Linked DNA regions of Homo sapiens: region 2 is linked to region 1. A link is an interaction called in ENCODE POLR2A ChIA-PET data of the cell type or tissue named here. Cell type or tissue: A673. All regions are shown on one strand. Each heading gives the region's core, and the rest is flanking DNA. Links, peaks and the distances in the headings are about the cores only.

Region 1 (8,397 bases), core at 1,136-6,135:
TGTCACTTGCTGAATCTGAGGCCCTGCAAGGCATGGGTATACCCAAGGGGAATGCACTTGAATATGACGTAATATTTTACAATCGGTTTCAGGTGGAGATCTCAAAGAAAGCCTTTTCTTATAACACACAATATATGATTAGTATTATACATAGAATGTATGAATAAAGGTAGCACATATGGAGGTCACTGTGCCAAATTCAGAACAAGCTTTTCTTTACAACCAAGAAAATGTACTTCAGTGCTTGCGTTGTTTTAGTTCTGGATGAGTGTGTGGCCAAAGCTGATAGAAGTTGTCGAGAAGGGAAGATGGGGAGAAAGAAACCAGATGTATAATGTAGGGAAGAAGGAACTCACATCGTTTGCAGTGGTGCCTTTTGGAATGATGATGGGACAAACCTGGGTATGTCACATTCCAGCACCATGCATTCTGCATTTTCAAAAAAACATCAATCCTAAGTTTTCATTCAATTCCATCATCTCCTCAGAACAATTCAGTTCATCCAACCATGCATTCCAACGTTTAGAAAATCTGTATTTAGTCATTTCATTAGTCAGAAGATCCTATTTTCCCACCCCTCCTCCGCTCCATCCCAGTATAAAATGCTTTCTCATACCAGCTTGCTAGTGCTTCACATGCCAGCAACAAACGGAAAAACCCTCCATTTCACAATTCCAACCTCATGCATGATACTTGAGTATCTCAGATCCCCTTTGACTTTAAAATTCAAATTAGGTTACACACCGCTGGATTCAGCGTGCACCCAGGAGCCAGCATTTAACAGCAGTGGTGAACACAGACACACGGGGGCTGTAGGGTGGTGGAATGGGGGTTGTGTGCCCTGGAGTAGGTAGCGGGTAAATAAAATAATAATAATAAAGGGTAGGGACCCAGAGACTAGTTTGTAGCCTTCAAAATTGTTGAAACATCAGACCTGCACAGGAGTGTTTGTTCAATAGGAGTAAGAAGGTGTTTGTAAACAACCATTATTTTTTATAAGGCTTCGATTTTTATAGAATCTAGAGAGTTTTATTTAGTAGTCTACTCTCTAGGGGCAAAATGGATTGAAGAGGCACCAGTGTCATGAACTCCCCATGAGAAGCGTTGTGTCCAGAGAGCAGATCTTGTTGGTATTGAGTCCACAAGAATGGACGGCAACGGATTCTGAGCTCCTTTCCTTAAACTAGGCCCTCTGAGCTAACCCCACAGCCCCCTCGGCGGGTGACTAAGGGAAGGCGAGGAAGTGATTCTCTGTCCTAGCCAAGTATACGTCCAGGCTTGGAGACGACTGGTAGGGCTTGCTGCAGCTTGTTCTAGAATCAGTAAGAACAAAAGATTTACCGAAATGTCTTTTTTCCCTCCTTCACTGCACTAAATTCCCTATTAACTAAAGCAATCTGCACGCAGCCACCCACAAACACTGGAAGCGTTTGGCAGATAGGCCCGCTTTCGTGTGGAAGCTGTGAGGAGGTTCTTTTTGTCGATATGTTTTGAAGTCCCAATTAATATCAATGCAATGCTCAATAAATATTTCCGTATTCGTCTCAATATCTTTGGACTTTCTTCATAGCTAGTTGTTTTTTTTTTTTTTTTTTTTACTCCCATAAAAATTTAATATCAGTGTGTTGGGCAAGGAAATGGATCCATGTATAAATAAGTGAAATGCAAACCATAGTTTTTTGTATGTCATTTCCTTCTAAACAGAAAATAAAAATAAATGATAGACATCTAAAACACCCTTACAGTTTACAAGAGGATCCCCGAAGCTACAGAATCACAGATGACGCGGAGCTGCGTGAAGGCGTCTCTGGGCGAGTCCCACAGGGAAGATGAAAAGCAAGCGGCCCGGAAGGGCCCGAGGGCGGAGCGCAGGCTCACGGGACACAGCGCGCACCAATGATGAGCAAACTGAACCAGCGTCAGGAGGCGCCAGTTAAACTCAAATGTTTCAGCTCAACAAGGCCTGTGAGGTGGTTCCTATTTCTCCAGTTTTACGTGTGAGTAAACGGGGGCTCAGGAGAAGTGATGTACCTAAAGTCACATGGCTAATAAATACCCTACTGGAGAAAAGATTTGAACTTGAGTCATGCCCATTCCCCCTGATATGGTTTGGCTGTGTCCCCATTCAAATGTCAACTTGAATCGTGTCCCCCAGAATTCCCCCATATTGTGGGAAGGACCCAGAGGGAGGTAGTTGAATCATGGGGGTGGGTCTTTCCCGCGTTATTCTCGCGAGAGTGAATACGTCTCACGAGATCTAATGGGTTTATCGGGAGTTTCCACGTTTGCTTGCTCCTTATTTTCTCTTGCTGCTGCTGCGTAAGAAACGCCTTTCGCCTCCCGCCATGATTCTGAGGCCTCCCCAGCCACGTGGAACTGTAAGTCCAATTAAACTTCTTTTTCTTCCCAGTCTCCGGTATGTCTTTATCAGCAGCATGAAAACAAGACTAATACACCCCCACACCATGGTACCGAAGACGGGACACAGCTGCTCTACTGATTAAATTCAACTGACGTGAGGTTGCAGCTATTCTATTCATATATTCACCATCCCATTCTTGATGATGTTCCTCAAGCTTACTTAACTTGCACGTGGATGCAGAAGAAAGGTTTCTTTTGAAAGACTGTTGTAAATAAAAGAGTCTGTAGTGCTTATGTTGTTGTTTGTTGACTGACTATAAAATAGATCCTTGCTGATTTGTACATTTGATTTCCCATGGGGCAGTAACAATATGAAAGTAGGATTAAGGCCGGGCACGGTGGCTCACCCCTGTAATCCCAGCACTTTGGGAGGCCGAGGCAGGTGTATCACTTGAGGTCAGGCGTTAGAGACCAGCCTGACCAACATGGTGAAACTCCATCCCTACTAAAAATACAAAAATTAGCCAGGCGTGGTGGCACGTGCCTGTAGTCCCAGCTACTCAGGAGGCTGAGGCAGGAGAATCGCTTGAACCCGGGAGGCAAAAGTTGCAGTGATCCAGGATCATGCCACTGTGCAGCAGCCAGAGTAACAGAGTAAGACTCCGTCTCAAAAAAAAAAAAAAAAGAAAAAGAAAAAAGTAGGATTATTATGTGTTTTTCCACACTATTGTCTTACTGTCTTTGTTCCCCTTCCTAAGTGTTCTTTTCGAATCGCACCAGGAGAGGGTTAGGATCACGGTAATAAGCCAACCCCAGGAATGTCTCCCATAACACATGAATTAAGTCAGCTGTGGCTTTTTAACACGCTTCGCCCAGTGGCTCCAGGTGCAGAGCGGGGCGGGCAGGAAGGGTCCCAAAGGACCATGAGGCAGTGCAACTCCTGACCGTGCACTGAGCTTTAAGAGCCTCAGTGCCTGGATTTGAGAATTCCAACCTCGGCATTGCAGCCCTTTTTTTTTTTTTTTTTTAAATAGTATGCCCATCTGTTGGCCTCATGAGCAAGCAGCTGCACGAGGGCCTGAGTATCAACATTCTTAATGTCAGGTGGTTGTGAAATTTTGCATTTGTGACAAAAAGTCTTCAGGGCCGTAATTAACAGAGTAGGGAATTTCAATTCGAATACTATAACTTCTTTAAAACTATGCCCATCTGCTGGCCTCATGTCCTCAACAGAGCTTGAGTCCTGAAAGCAACAGGAAAGGAAAATTACAAAATGTAATTGTTATTTCAATAAGTTTTGCAGAGAGGAGGGGACATGGTGGTGATGAAGTGGTGAGGAAAGAGGGATGGGCATGTTCGTAATTTACAAAGGAAGTAAGAGGAGCTGTTATAATTGGATTTCAATTCTGCTTTTCAAAATGTTCTCAGTAGGACCAGGCACAGTGGCTCACAACTGTAAGGACTTTGGGAGGCCAAGGCTGGAGGATTGCTTGAGGCCAGGAATGCAAGACCAGCCTGGGCAACATAGACTCTATCTCTACAAAAAAAAAAAAAAAATTCTCAGTAGAAATTGGGCTGTAGGTTTGGAGAGTCCTGGATTAATGTCTTACAATTAGCAAAACTCATGGTCTTTGTGCTTTCCTTCTCCCCCATGACCCCACTCCTTTCCAGCCTACCCCAAAATTTGAAAAGCAGCTTTATTTCCTTATGTAATATAGTAATGTGAGTAAACCTCACACTGATACTTTTTGTGGCCAAAGTGGGAGAAAGTTCCAGTAAAACGTTGTAACTATCCAGTCATGTTACCTGGGTATCCTTCCAGTCATTTTTTCTGTGTCTGTATATACATCTAATTTTACCCCAAAATTGAGATCACATCAGCATCATCTACTGAGCAACTATGGCTGGAATTAAGGATATAAAGATGAATAGGACATAATCTCTGCCCTGGAGACAAACCACATAACAGTTAAACAGATCATTCACCCTAGGGTGATAATGCTTCCTCAAGGAAGGCCCAGAGTGCCACCAATGAGAGCACTCCTGGACCCAGGATAAACAAGGCAGACAAAGCTTCCCAGAAGAGGTGTCACCTGCATGGAAGGATGAGGAGTTGATTAGATGACACAGGGTGAAGAGGGTGTTCCAGGTCAGAGGAGCAGGTCGATGGTAACAGCGTATTAATAGCTGTTCGGAATTGCTGAAGCATGCACTATCCACAATAGCAAAGACTTGGAACCAACCCAAATGCCCATCAATGATAGACTGCACAAAGAAAATGTGCCACATATATACCATGGAATACTATGCAGCCATAAAAAAGATGAGTTCATATCATTTGCAGGGACATGGATGAAGCTGGAAACCATCATCCTCAGCAAACACAGGGACAGAAAACCAAACACCGCATGTTCTCACTTATAAGTGGGAGTTGAACGATGAGAACACATGGACACAGGGAGGGGAAGATCACACACCAGGGCCTGTTGGAGGGTAGAGAGGGGAGGGAGAGCATTAGGAGAAATACCTAATGTAGATGACAGGTTGATGGGTGCAGCAAACCACCATGGCACATGTATACCTACGTAACAAAGCTGCACATTCTGCACATGTATCCCAGAACTTTAATTAGAAAAAAAAAAATTGCCGGAGCATGAAATGCCAGTGTGGAGGCTCCTCCACTGAGCAGAGGCCAGGTTGTGGAGGACCTAGAAAGGCGCGCCAAGGAATGTAGATTTTACCCCTTGGAAAACAGAAGCATTTCAATATGGTGTTGCTGTTTTGATAGATGATGGTGGAAGCATGTGAGGTTTGGATTTGAGACAGAACACACTATGGAAGACCAGTCAGGAGCCTAGAATTAGTCCAGGGAACAGAAAGCAAGGAAGAGGGAAAGAAATCCAAACTATTGGTGGTTAAGTTCACTGGACTTTGTGACTATTATGCGCATGTAGGAGTTGCAGGACAAAGAGTTACCCAGATTACCACCAAGGATGAGGTAATAATTATCTAATTCAGTTAGACAAGACAGGAAGTGAAGCTTGCCCTATGGCAGTGGAGGCAGACCAAAGCTGAGTTCAGTTCTCTGCATGTTGTGTGTAAGGTAAATATATACACAGGGCCAGTAGATCTGCAGCTTAAGTTCAGACAGGGGTTGAGGGATAGAGATACAAGGATAGAATTTATCTGCATACAAGTAAAAACCATGAGAGTAGATGGATTGAACTAAGGAGCATGTACAAAGTGAGACGAGCTGCAAGCAATGAGCTCTAGGCTTCATGCTTCAGAGGCTCCCAGGGTGTCAAGCTTTGTGGTCAATAGGTTGAAGGGTCTCTCACCAAACACCTGCGTAGTCATAAATCGAGATGTACCCACACTCCAAGTACAAGAGATAATTTATGAGTCAACCTTTCCTAAAAGGTTATTCCCAGTATGTTGACTGACTACAAGAATCATTCATTTATTTGACAAATCTTTACTAAGCTCTGTAAAGCAGGCAACAGTTCAAGACCCTGTTGGTGATGGTAGGAATGTAACGGCTGTTAGAATATGGAAATATTGCTGCCCCAGAGGGTATATCACAGTGGTTCTCAACTAGGGTGATTTTACTTCCCAGGAGACATTTGAAAATATCTGGTGACATTTTTTGGTTGTCATAACTGAGGGGGAAGTGAAAATGGCAACTAGTGGGTAGAAGCCAGAGAGATTCCTAAACATCCTACATCAGGACAGCAGCCCCCAACAGCAAAGAGCGATAACGCTCCCCAAAATGTCAGTAGCACCACGTTTAAGAAACGCAGGAATCCAGTCATGATTATGGGGTCCCTGCCAGTGTCCCCACCCCGCCGTGGCCTCTCCCTGGGTTCCGCCCCTCCCACTTTCTCCATACGAGCCACTGACGTGTTCTTGTATGCCCCTGAGTGAGCCTGCACACTTTGTTCAGCTTTATGGCCAGTGTCTGTTCTGCTTGGTTGGTGCCTGAGCCTTATCAGTTGTTAAATGTCTTAAATATTTTATAAATATTTATAAAATATGGTCTCTCTCTTTAATGAGTTCGTGAGAATCATCTACATGATGATTTTGACTGACATTCCTTCCTTTAAGAAAGATAAAACCTTCTACTAAATAATATGTATGACCAGAAAAATGAAGCTTTGATACACCTAGCTCTTTGTGAGGAGTTGGGAAAATATATATTAGTGGTACATGATACTACAAAAGAAAGAAAATAACATGATTATTGCCAACATAAAGGAAAATCTGGAAAAACTCTGAGAAATGTAAAAGGCAATGACCTGGACTCAGCTAGTTTATTCAAAAGTATATTAAGGTTAAAAAATTTAAATAATACTCAAAAAGATATTTGCAATATAGCAGGTGATAATAGGAAAGAAACTTTCCCTAAACAGTTGTTGAGCCAGTAATTTTCCATCCTTACACTTTTATATAAAGTTTATTAAATGTGAGTTACTACTACTATTTGGATACATTGTACAACATTTTAAAAGCTTTAACATAAACACTCTTAAAAATAAAATACCCCAAAGAAATTGCATAGCAAAGGAAGTCTGTTTTGAATATGTTTTTTCTTTCAGAACATCCTCACATATTGACATGGTTAGTTACTAAAGATAAACATAAAATATTAATCAGCCACCTACAGTGTTGCTGTCTCTTTGGTGCTGCTGAGAACTGGACAACTGAATTATGCTTATTAAAATGCACTGTGAATCAGAAAAACAGTTTGGTAAAGGCTTATTTTCCTGGTCATACAACTTAAAACAGGGTGGCATGTCTTTTAGTTCTCAAAGTTCTCCATTTCATCACAGCATTTAGACCTAAATAGGCAGCATTTGTGTAAAAGTAGTTTTCCCCAAAAAATATCTTTTTAGCCAACAACCTGGACTCCTCAAAAAATGTGTAAGTGACAGCTGCCTCCAAAGTATACTTTCATTTCTTTTGTTACTTGTAAAAGCAACTATTCTTTTTAGCCAGAAGATACTATTGCAGAAACAAAAAGGAAAACAAAAACAAAACGAGTTGTTCATCTCCACATAAAATTTAAGTCAATGTTTACATGAAAATGTCTTTCAATAACTTATATAAAAAATCCATTCCAGTTTTTCTGTACAAAAAGAAAAACATACACGAATCCAATGAGATATAATCAAAGTGCTTTTAAAAGTATAAAGTAGGCTGGGCGCGGTGGCTCATGCCTGTAATCTCTGCACTTTGGGAGACCAAGGCGGGTGGATCACCTGAAGTCAGGAGTTCGAGACCAGCCTGGCCAGCATGATGAAACCCTTTCTCTACTGAAAATACAAAAATTAGCTGGACATGGTGCCTGTAATCCCAGCTACTCGGGGGGCTGAGGCAGGAGAATCTCTTGAACCCAGGAGGTGGAGGTTGCAGTGAGTCGAGATCGCACCATTGTACTCCAGCCTCGGTGAAAACAGCGAAACTCCGTCTCAAAAAAAAAAAAAAAAAAAAAAAGTATAAAGTAAAAAACTAGTATCAGTACTTTCTTTGTCACGAGGAAATTGAAAATTTAATCTTAAGAAAGCGCAGGACTGGTTGGGCACGAGAAAAACCATGAACAACCATGTATTTTTGCCCTTATAATTAACATCATTTATTGCCACCTGAAATCTCGCTTGCTGAAATGGCCTTAAACTTGTCTATGTTTTTTCAAAAGGAGAATATTTTCATGTTAGCTTTCATTCAATGTTTACTCACCAAGTACCTGTTAAGATTCTGTGTCATGCCCCACATACAGTTTGACATTGTGAACTTTCTCATAAATGCCAAGATACTAATTACAGAATCTGCATTGTGTGTGGTCTAATAGGGCCATGGCCTTGGAAATCAGGTAGGGATCAGGCTCTGTCCTGGGGCACATAGATGGGAACTGATTCTGATCCCATCCAGGTAGCTCTTGAACCACATTAAAGACTCAAATTCATTTGGAACAAAAAAGTCCATAGTGGTATGCTCACTAAATATTTGTTAATCAACTTGATATTTTAGAATGTATAT
Region 2 (8,397 bases), core at 1,591-6,590, 70 kb before region 1:
CACTGGATATAAAAGTCTCTATAAACACTGCCCTGGGGACTTTTGCTTTCCCAGCATTCCTTGATGTGACAGTTGGCCAGCCTGAGCCTGTGGCTTTCACTGAGAGTAACTGTGCTGCTCCGGCATGGAAGGGCTTCCCTGACTTGCCGACAGCAGTGGTGCTCTTATCACTCTCTGGCCTGTGAATGATCCAGCTCCTGATCCTCATCCTGAAGATCTGAATTCTAAGTCAATTCTGGTACCAAACAGAAAGCTGTATGCATGTGCTTTATTTGTGGAATCGATCCTAGGAAACAGGTAAGGAAGAGCACAGAAAGGAAAATAGGAACAAGGAAAGAGCTAACACAGGGATGCAGGTTTCAGCTGGTTACAGCTGATGCCAGTTGGGCCTTGACAGCTGACATCTTAGAGGAGCTGTGTGTCCTGCACTTGAGGCACAGAAAGCAGACCTTTTTAGCCACTGACTCCATCTCCCCAGTTAGACATACTTGAATGCAAATACCCCAGGCTCTGGTGACAGAAAGGCTCCAAGGAAGAAAGTGAGATATACGCAGTGCAGTGAGGCCAAATTGCTGCAGAGAACCTGTGTAAAGCTCATTGCAGCAACAGTGGTTAGAGCAAATGATGGGCTAAAAGGATAGGAAGTCAAATGCAAGAGATGTCCTATGCAGATGGCTCCAATGTCATTTTGTCCTGCATACAGATTGAATTATAATTCACTGAGGTAGAAAAAGACTGTGTGAGAAGCAGGTTTTGGGGAGAAAAATAAGAGTTGGATTTTGGACTTGTTACACTTGAGATGAATGTTAGGCAACCAAACGTAAAGGTAAGTGGGCATCGAGACAGACAAGTTCAGAGTAGAGGTCCAGGCTGGAGAAACAAATTTTGGAGTTGACTATATGGATGGTATTTAAAGACTAGCTGTGGACATCAAAGAAATGAGTGGTCTCAGGACCAAATGTTGTGACAATATAAAGAATCCAGGAAAATGAGGAAAAACCAAACAAAATAAATTGAGAAAGAGAGGTGGTGAATGAGGAAGAAAGTTGAATTGTGGAGCTCCGGAAGCTGAATGAAAAAGCGTTACAAGGAAAAGAGAAGAATCAGTTATGTCAAATGATGGATATAGGTCAAGTAAGATGAGGACTTAGAGTTGAACATTTGGATTTAGCAACATAGAGGTCACTGATGGCTCTTTCAAGAAGATTGTAAGGGTGCTGTGTGAGGTGCTAAATGCCCGATTGGAGTGGGAAGAGAAAACTGGAAAGGGAAGGGGAGATATTACTGGCAACTCCTTGAAGGAGTTTTAACTGTTCAAGGATGGTAGGGAAATAAAGCAGTAGCTGGAGGGGAACACAGTCTAGAGAGATTTGCTTGTACATTTTAAGATGCAAGAAATAATATTTCATGAGCTGATAAGGAATGAGTCAACAGAGAAGAAAAGCTGATGACGCATGAGAGAGGAGAGAATTACGGGGGTTCAATGTCCTTGAGTAAACAAACAGAAGCGAGATCTATTTTCGCTCTGTACAGCTACCATAACAAATGACCACAAGCTTGACAGCTTGAAACACAAATTGATGATCTCGAGGTTTCTGAAGCTCTGTAGGGATTGAGAGGACTTGGCTGATCCCTCTGCTCAGGATGCCACAAGGCCAAAATCGAGGTGTTGAGCAGTCTGAGCTCTTATGTGAAGCTCCAGGGAAGAATCCACTTGCAAACTCTCTCAGGTTGTTGGAAGATCAGTTCCTTGTGTTTGTAGGACTGAGGTCCCTGCTTCCTTGCTGGATGACAGCAAAGAGACTCCCTCAGCCTTTAAGATCTCCCACATTCCTTATCACATTGCTCCCTCTGTGATAACCAACAACAGCACATCAAGTCCTGCACGGGTATTGAATCTTGCTGACTTCTGCTGCATCTCTCTGTTTTCAGGCATAGAAAGTTTCTGCTCTAGAGGCTCATGTGATTAAATGGAGCCCACATGGATGGTCCAGGATAATCTCCCTATTTTCATGTGTAACCTTAATTACATCTGTAAGATCATTTTTTGCTATGTAACAATGTAGCCACGGGTGCCATGGATTAGGGCATGGGGGTTTTAAGGGAGACCTCTCTGCCTACCACAGGAACCACCGTATTGGTTTCAGACAGGAAGCAGAATAGAATAGGCAGTCGCCATACACGCTACAGATGATAATGGAGCAACACAGGTGGCAGCTGATGAAGTTGTCTTACGACTGCTCCTATTTTCGCAGTGATGTCATGTCTTAGTCCATTTGGGCTACTATAACAAAATATCATAGACTGGCTTATAAACAGTAGAAACTTACTTCTCACAGTTCTAAGGACTGGGAAATCCAAGATCAAGGCATCAAAAGAGCTCATTCTCTAATTCATAGATGGCATCTCCTCACTGCATCCTCACATGGTGGAAAGAGAAAGCAGCTCCCTTCGGCCTCTTTTATAAGGGCACTAATCCTAATTATCTCCTAATGGCCCCACCTCTTAACACTATGGCAGTGAAGATTAAGTTTGAACACGTGAATTTTCTGGGGGCACAAGTACTCAGACCATAGCATGTGGGTGGTAAGGACAGCAGATAAGTGGGGTTTGAGAAGAGAGATGGTGTGAAATGGGAGGAGGGAGAGGTGAATGGACTAAATGTAGCATTATATCCAGGCAGGATGAAGGGTTTCACTGATTTTCATGGCCAAGAATCTAAAGAGGGACCAGTTATGGCAGTGTTATTAAGCATCCTAGCTGCAGGAATAGAAAAGAGAGGATCAAGATAAGAAATACTGCAAACTTAGTGACTAAATGAATATGTAGGGGGAGGGAAAGGAAGAAATCCTATCTAGGGGATGGGTAACATTTTACACAAATAAGGCACACTTCATAGAAGTAAGAATGTCTGAGGCATAGGAAAACTAGTTTGGGGGGCATTGGGGTGGTGGTAATTCAATATCGGACATATTGTGTTTGACGGAATGGTGGAGCATTGTCAGCGAAGCCAAGATGTAGGCTTGGAGCTTGGGAAAGGGACAGGACCCAGAGATGCAAACAGGGAATTCTTCAAGGAGATGGGAGCTGGAGCTATGGGAACAGATGCATTTTCTAATCACCTACATCTTAGGGTTACAATAAGATTATAGATTATATAATAATACAATAAGATTATAGATAATATAGGTAATAGAATATAGATAATACAGATAATGACGGTAGATAATGCCCTATACATACTGCCTTGCATACAGTAAGCATTCAATAAATATTAACTCAATGTTATTTTCATTATCATTATAAAATGGTAGCACTGAAATTCAAACTTGGCTCTTTCTGACTCCAAATGCTATGTTTCTACCTATGCGACACTTAGGTTAAGGGTAAACAAGACATAAAACCCATTTCACATTTATATTATTCCTTCTCTGCTTATCTTTTTTAAAAGACAATCTTTGTTTGAAGGGCAATAGAAGTTCAAGATATTACTGATAAATATGAAAGGTGCTAACCAAAATTCTGTATATTCAATCAGTACTCCATATAATGACATACGAACAAGTTGAAATAAGCAACTATCATTTCCAGCCCAATGTGTTTTGTGCTTTGTTATATTAATATATAGTCTTTGACATGAAACTATTAGGAATGTCGATACGACATATTCAAGACTCCTAGATGTCCATTCTACAAGCCATTTGAGTTTTTTCTCAGTGACTAATACGAGGCATATTAGTAGGCAATGCACGGGCTGAATGAGACATAAAAGTGTGCTTTCGGTGGTCATCTTAAGAAGTGTCACAGGCAGCAAAACGTTGTTTATTTTGAATTTCTCTGGCTGGGTACTAACCACTGAGCCATTATTTATCAAAGACATGAAACTGGGAATCTGTGATGCCCACACCAGCTGTGACATCACAAGCTAAAACTCCCTGAGCCTGAGCAGCATTCTCTTGTCCTCACCCTGCGTGCAGCTGGCCTCCATCCCAACAGCAGCCCTTCTCCACGGCACCCGCTTCACAGGCCCTGCTCTCCTTCTGCAGAGACGCCCACCAGCCCCCGATTCCGTAAACACTCCCAACAGCTTCTGTACTCATGTGTCTTTTCCCCCAGCTCCATTAGGGGCAGGTGCAGCCTGCTTGCCTGATGTCCATCTTTTAGTTTAACACAGAGGTATTGTTTCAGACTTGCTAATGTATGGGGAACACATGCAGTTCAATACATTTGCCAAACAGATTACAGCTTGCTTCAGTTTGGTGTGTGTGTGTATATAATTTTTTTTTCAAATACTGACCCACTTGCACTCTCGAATTTCTATTTTTGGCTTCAGTTTTTTTATAATGGTATGAGAAAATCTTACTACTCATCCGTAAGCATTTCAGAGCCCATGTGTAAGCAGTGTTACCATAGACCATTGCCAGATGACAGGCAGAGGCTTCCTCGGGCACCAGGAGGACAGTGCGGCCTCTAGCAACTCCCTGCATAGGCGAGTTTTAGAAAACATTTTTATTCCATTGTGCGCATTTTAGAAACTTCCTTTATCCAGGAGTGGATTTATCTTTTTATCTGTGAATGAGAAGGCAGAGGAGGTGGTGACAATGAAGAGAGCAAATGTCTAAATGACCAGCCCAGTCATTTCTAAAATTGGGTGTAAAATCTCCCAGATTCTATTAATTTTTTTTCTAAGAGGTGACTTCTTCAATGTCCTAGATTGTGTGTATGTGTGTGTCATCCTAGCCCCTGCTTTGCCAATATTCTCACATGTCTTTATCTCCTGATCCAAACCTCATTTCCAGATGAAACTAATACCATAGGGATTAAAGTGAAAATGCAAGTGAGAATCCACAATACTTTACCAAATGCATAATGATTTTCAGGCAATATATATTTATAATGCCTTATGGTTTGAAGGCAATAAAATAGATGACCATGTTTATGCCTCAGACTCGTCCTCTGAGCAGTATCCTCACTTAGAGCAGACAAGACTGAAGCTCATGAAGAAACTTGCCCAGAGTTATGTAGACAGCATCAGGTAGAATTATATATCACTGACAATATTCAACCATTCTGAGCTGCAATTTCATATAGTTCCACCTGGTAAGGATCCAGAGCTCTCATATTTCCATGCTTGGATTCTTACTATATGTTATCTTTTAAATGCCATAATAAAGGTAATGATTAGATCATTGCTATAAAGCACTTAAAAATAATATTTCTGGCAACTTGTTACCTGCCTCAGCCTTAAAATGAACTTGATTACATGGCCATAAGTTAAAAAGCTTTACACACTAGCCAAGGTAAACAGTGAGGGACAAGAAGGTAAAACAAAACGTTATAGAAGTATGTAGGCTTCATTAAACAGCACAAAACTCTGAGTTTCAGTACGATGGAAGCAGAAATTTCATGAGTCACTCTCTCAAAGAAATAACAGCAAAATAATGGAACTGAAGCCCCCAGATCTGTGAGTGGAATGTTTGTTTTGTGCAGGAAAAAAAGGTAGTTACCGAGTTTCTAAAAATTGGGTTTATTAATTCTTTTTATATGAGTCTTTCACTATATGCCCTTTACAACTTTAGTAGTTTAAAAAAATTATTTTTACTTAAATTCCTGAGATATTTCATTGTTCTATGACTGTATTACTATAATCATTTGTTTATCATTCATGTATCAACTTGATAAATAGGAACACACACATACACACACTGGAAAAAGTGCTTACAATTTGTAAATGAGAAACATAAATCTGGTAATACAGCCTAGGCTACTGTGATGATGGTTACATTTCAACTCAAATTGTATCACCACCATTTCCCAAAGTAAAAAACAGTATCTTTTTATAGACACTGCAAAATAATGGTTTTAAGTACTATAAAATGCTAAATTATAATAATAGAAGATATTACTTCACATGAACAAATAAGAGAACATTTATGACTCAATTTATTAGTTTATAACTCTTAAACAATTTAATTATTAATTTATTAATTAATTATTAGATAAAGGAGATAAAATTCAATGGGATCCTAAGGCTATTGTTAAAATCACTTTGCTAATTTCGAACATGAAAGACAAAGTTAGGAAATAGCTAGTCTAGCCCCACTCCCATTTTGCAGATGAGATAACTGACCATTAGAACACAGATCAAAAGGATTTTACCAGTTCAAAAGTTTACCACATTCTTTGAACTCAATTCTTATCTTCCAGCTTCCTGTATTATCAGCCTCTACCATAATCGGAATTTGTACCAACTGAATCGATAGTAATGAGCAAAACTGAATGATTGTGACTCACTTTCTCACTTTTTCTTCCTTCTTCCCCTAAAAATATAGGGAGAAAGAACCTTGGGGGAAGACTTCTGTATCTCACAGTATTGCAGCAAGAGGTCTAAAACTTCCTGTCATAAAACACGTAAGAGCGGTAGATGAAATATTAGCACCACTCTTATGAATGAATGATTGAACTTGGAAAAAAATAAGGAAAATAAAAAAATTTTTAAATCTTTTAAGATCAGAAACAAAGTCAAAAGCCAGAGTCCTGGGAGGTAAACAGCATTTAAGCCAACAGTCGACCTGGGTGTGTCCACCAATTTCAGGTGACCTTGAATTTTGGTTTTATGTCTGTACAAGGTCTGAGATCCCTGCATAAAACCAGGACTCAAGAAAGCTATAGCATTAATGACAGGGTGAGACAGGTGATGGATAGAACGCCACTCGGTAAAGCTAGACGGCAGTAAACCTATACTATCCCACCTTGGTTCCAGGAGGAAAGAAAGAATATCCCCTCAAAGTACACAGCCAGAGAATTCAGATGGGTCTGAGAATTTATGTGGGCTTGGAGCCTGAAGTATTATTAATATTGAATCCCCAAAGACCACAAGTTAATTTAATTTCAATTTTGATTGAACAATACACACATACAGAAAGGGGCACAAAATAATAGCGAACAAGTTGATGAATTTTCACAAACTGAATACCCCAATATCAATAAACAAACATTAGCAACATACTGGAAGCCCTTTGGGTAGCCCCTTCTAACCACTCTACTCCTTAAAGGGGAACCAGTATCCTGATTTTGCACAACAAAGGTTTTATTTTTGCTAGTTTAAGAACTTGATCTCAATGAAGTCATGCAATATTTACTCTCTTGCATCTGGCTTCTTTCTCAACATTACATTCGTTTAATTCATCCAAATTCCTGTGTGTAGTAGATGCTCTTTCATTCTCATTGCTATACAGTCTTCTACTGAGTATTTGTACCATCATTTCTCTGACTACCCTCGTTGTTGCTGGGTCTTGGCCAGCTTCCAGTGCAGGGCTATTGTGATCTAGGCAGCCATGACTTGGGTAAGCATATGTGTGCCTATCTATCTCTTCCACTTTCAAGAGAGACTGCTGGGTCGTAGGAGATGCATATGCAGCTTTGCTAGTTGGTTCCCATCTGTCTCATTTTACCACTTCTGGTAATCAACCGATATTTTAAATTTAAACAGTAATCCTGCTTGACAGTGCATCCAGATATCTGGCAGAAGCAAATCAAATTCTTCCTAGAGAAACATGCTCTCAACTCAAGCAAATAATCAGAAGAAATCTTGTATAACTATTTTTATATCAAAGTATTTTATAAGGCAAAAAGCATTTTCAGAGAAAAGGAGGATCTCTTTATTATGCCAGAAGCACTGGTGTGCTGGTGAATTGGTGCTCTGAAGGGTGGAGGGAAAGAGCCTTGATTTGTGACACTTGCTGATTTCCATGGTGTACACACTACCACCGGGGGCAATTTCCAGCTTCGGACGTGAAATCTCTAGACACAGAGTTGGGAACAGACGTGCAATCAGCCCTTTCAAGCCAGTGTATGCTGGCCCCACATCACAGCTGCTGGAGACTTCAATCAACCAGCAGCCTATAGCTTCCCTCATCTACACAGCTAATAGTTTAGCTAAAAAAAAAAAAAAAAAAAAAACTACAAGAAGTGGCAAATTTGCCTTTATAGTGGGACATTTTTAATATACCACTCTCTGTGAAAGTAAAAACAAAATATCAGCAAATATATGGAAGATATCTAATGGACATAGATTCCTTCATCTAACTGAAGAATATGCATTCATTTCAGACACATTTACAAAAATTGGTCCATAAAACAAATTGCAAGGAACTATTGTAACACAAACTATGTTTTCTAACCACAATTCAATAAAGATAGAAACTAGTAACAACCACAAAAGGGACTAAAATTCACAAGCATTTGGAAATTGAGAACTGACAGAATATCTTCTGAATGACAGCTCCCATTTCTTGAGAACAAAGTTTACTAAATTCCTCCCCTAAAAAATTTGGTTGCACTGATTTGTTTGTATTATCAGCTATAAAGTTACCGTGTGGCAGAAGCTTAATACTG

The links. ChIA-PET counts read pairs that join two places held together with the same protein. Peaks named below come from ENCODE experiments on the same cell type or tissue, not always from the same donor. Only the 100,000 strongest peaks of a DNase experiment are listed, where the experiment ranks them.
Region 2: POLR2A ChIA-PET joins it to region 1 with 9 read pairs; 3 of 35 experiments call an interaction of 5 or more read pairs at or near these places.

Annotation. Positions count from the first base shown.
Region 1 is chr4:186,753,021-186,761,417 of GRCh38, reverse strand. LOC124900875 (a long non-coding RNA gene) reads left to right here and starts at 1,751. Exons shown (of 2, transcript XR_007058500.1): 1 at 1,751-1,997; 2 at 2,411-2,655. In A673, for the core only: no CTCF peak of the experiment used is centred there; a DNase peak (open chromatin) is centred at 3,597.
Region 2 is chr4:186,823,062-186,831,458 of GRCh38, reverse strand. No RefSeq gene overlaps it. Among named protein-coding and RNA genes, the nearest start is that of FAT1, 100 kb to the right of the region's middle. In A673, for the core only: no CTCF peak of the experiment used is centred there; no DNase peak of the experiment used is centred there.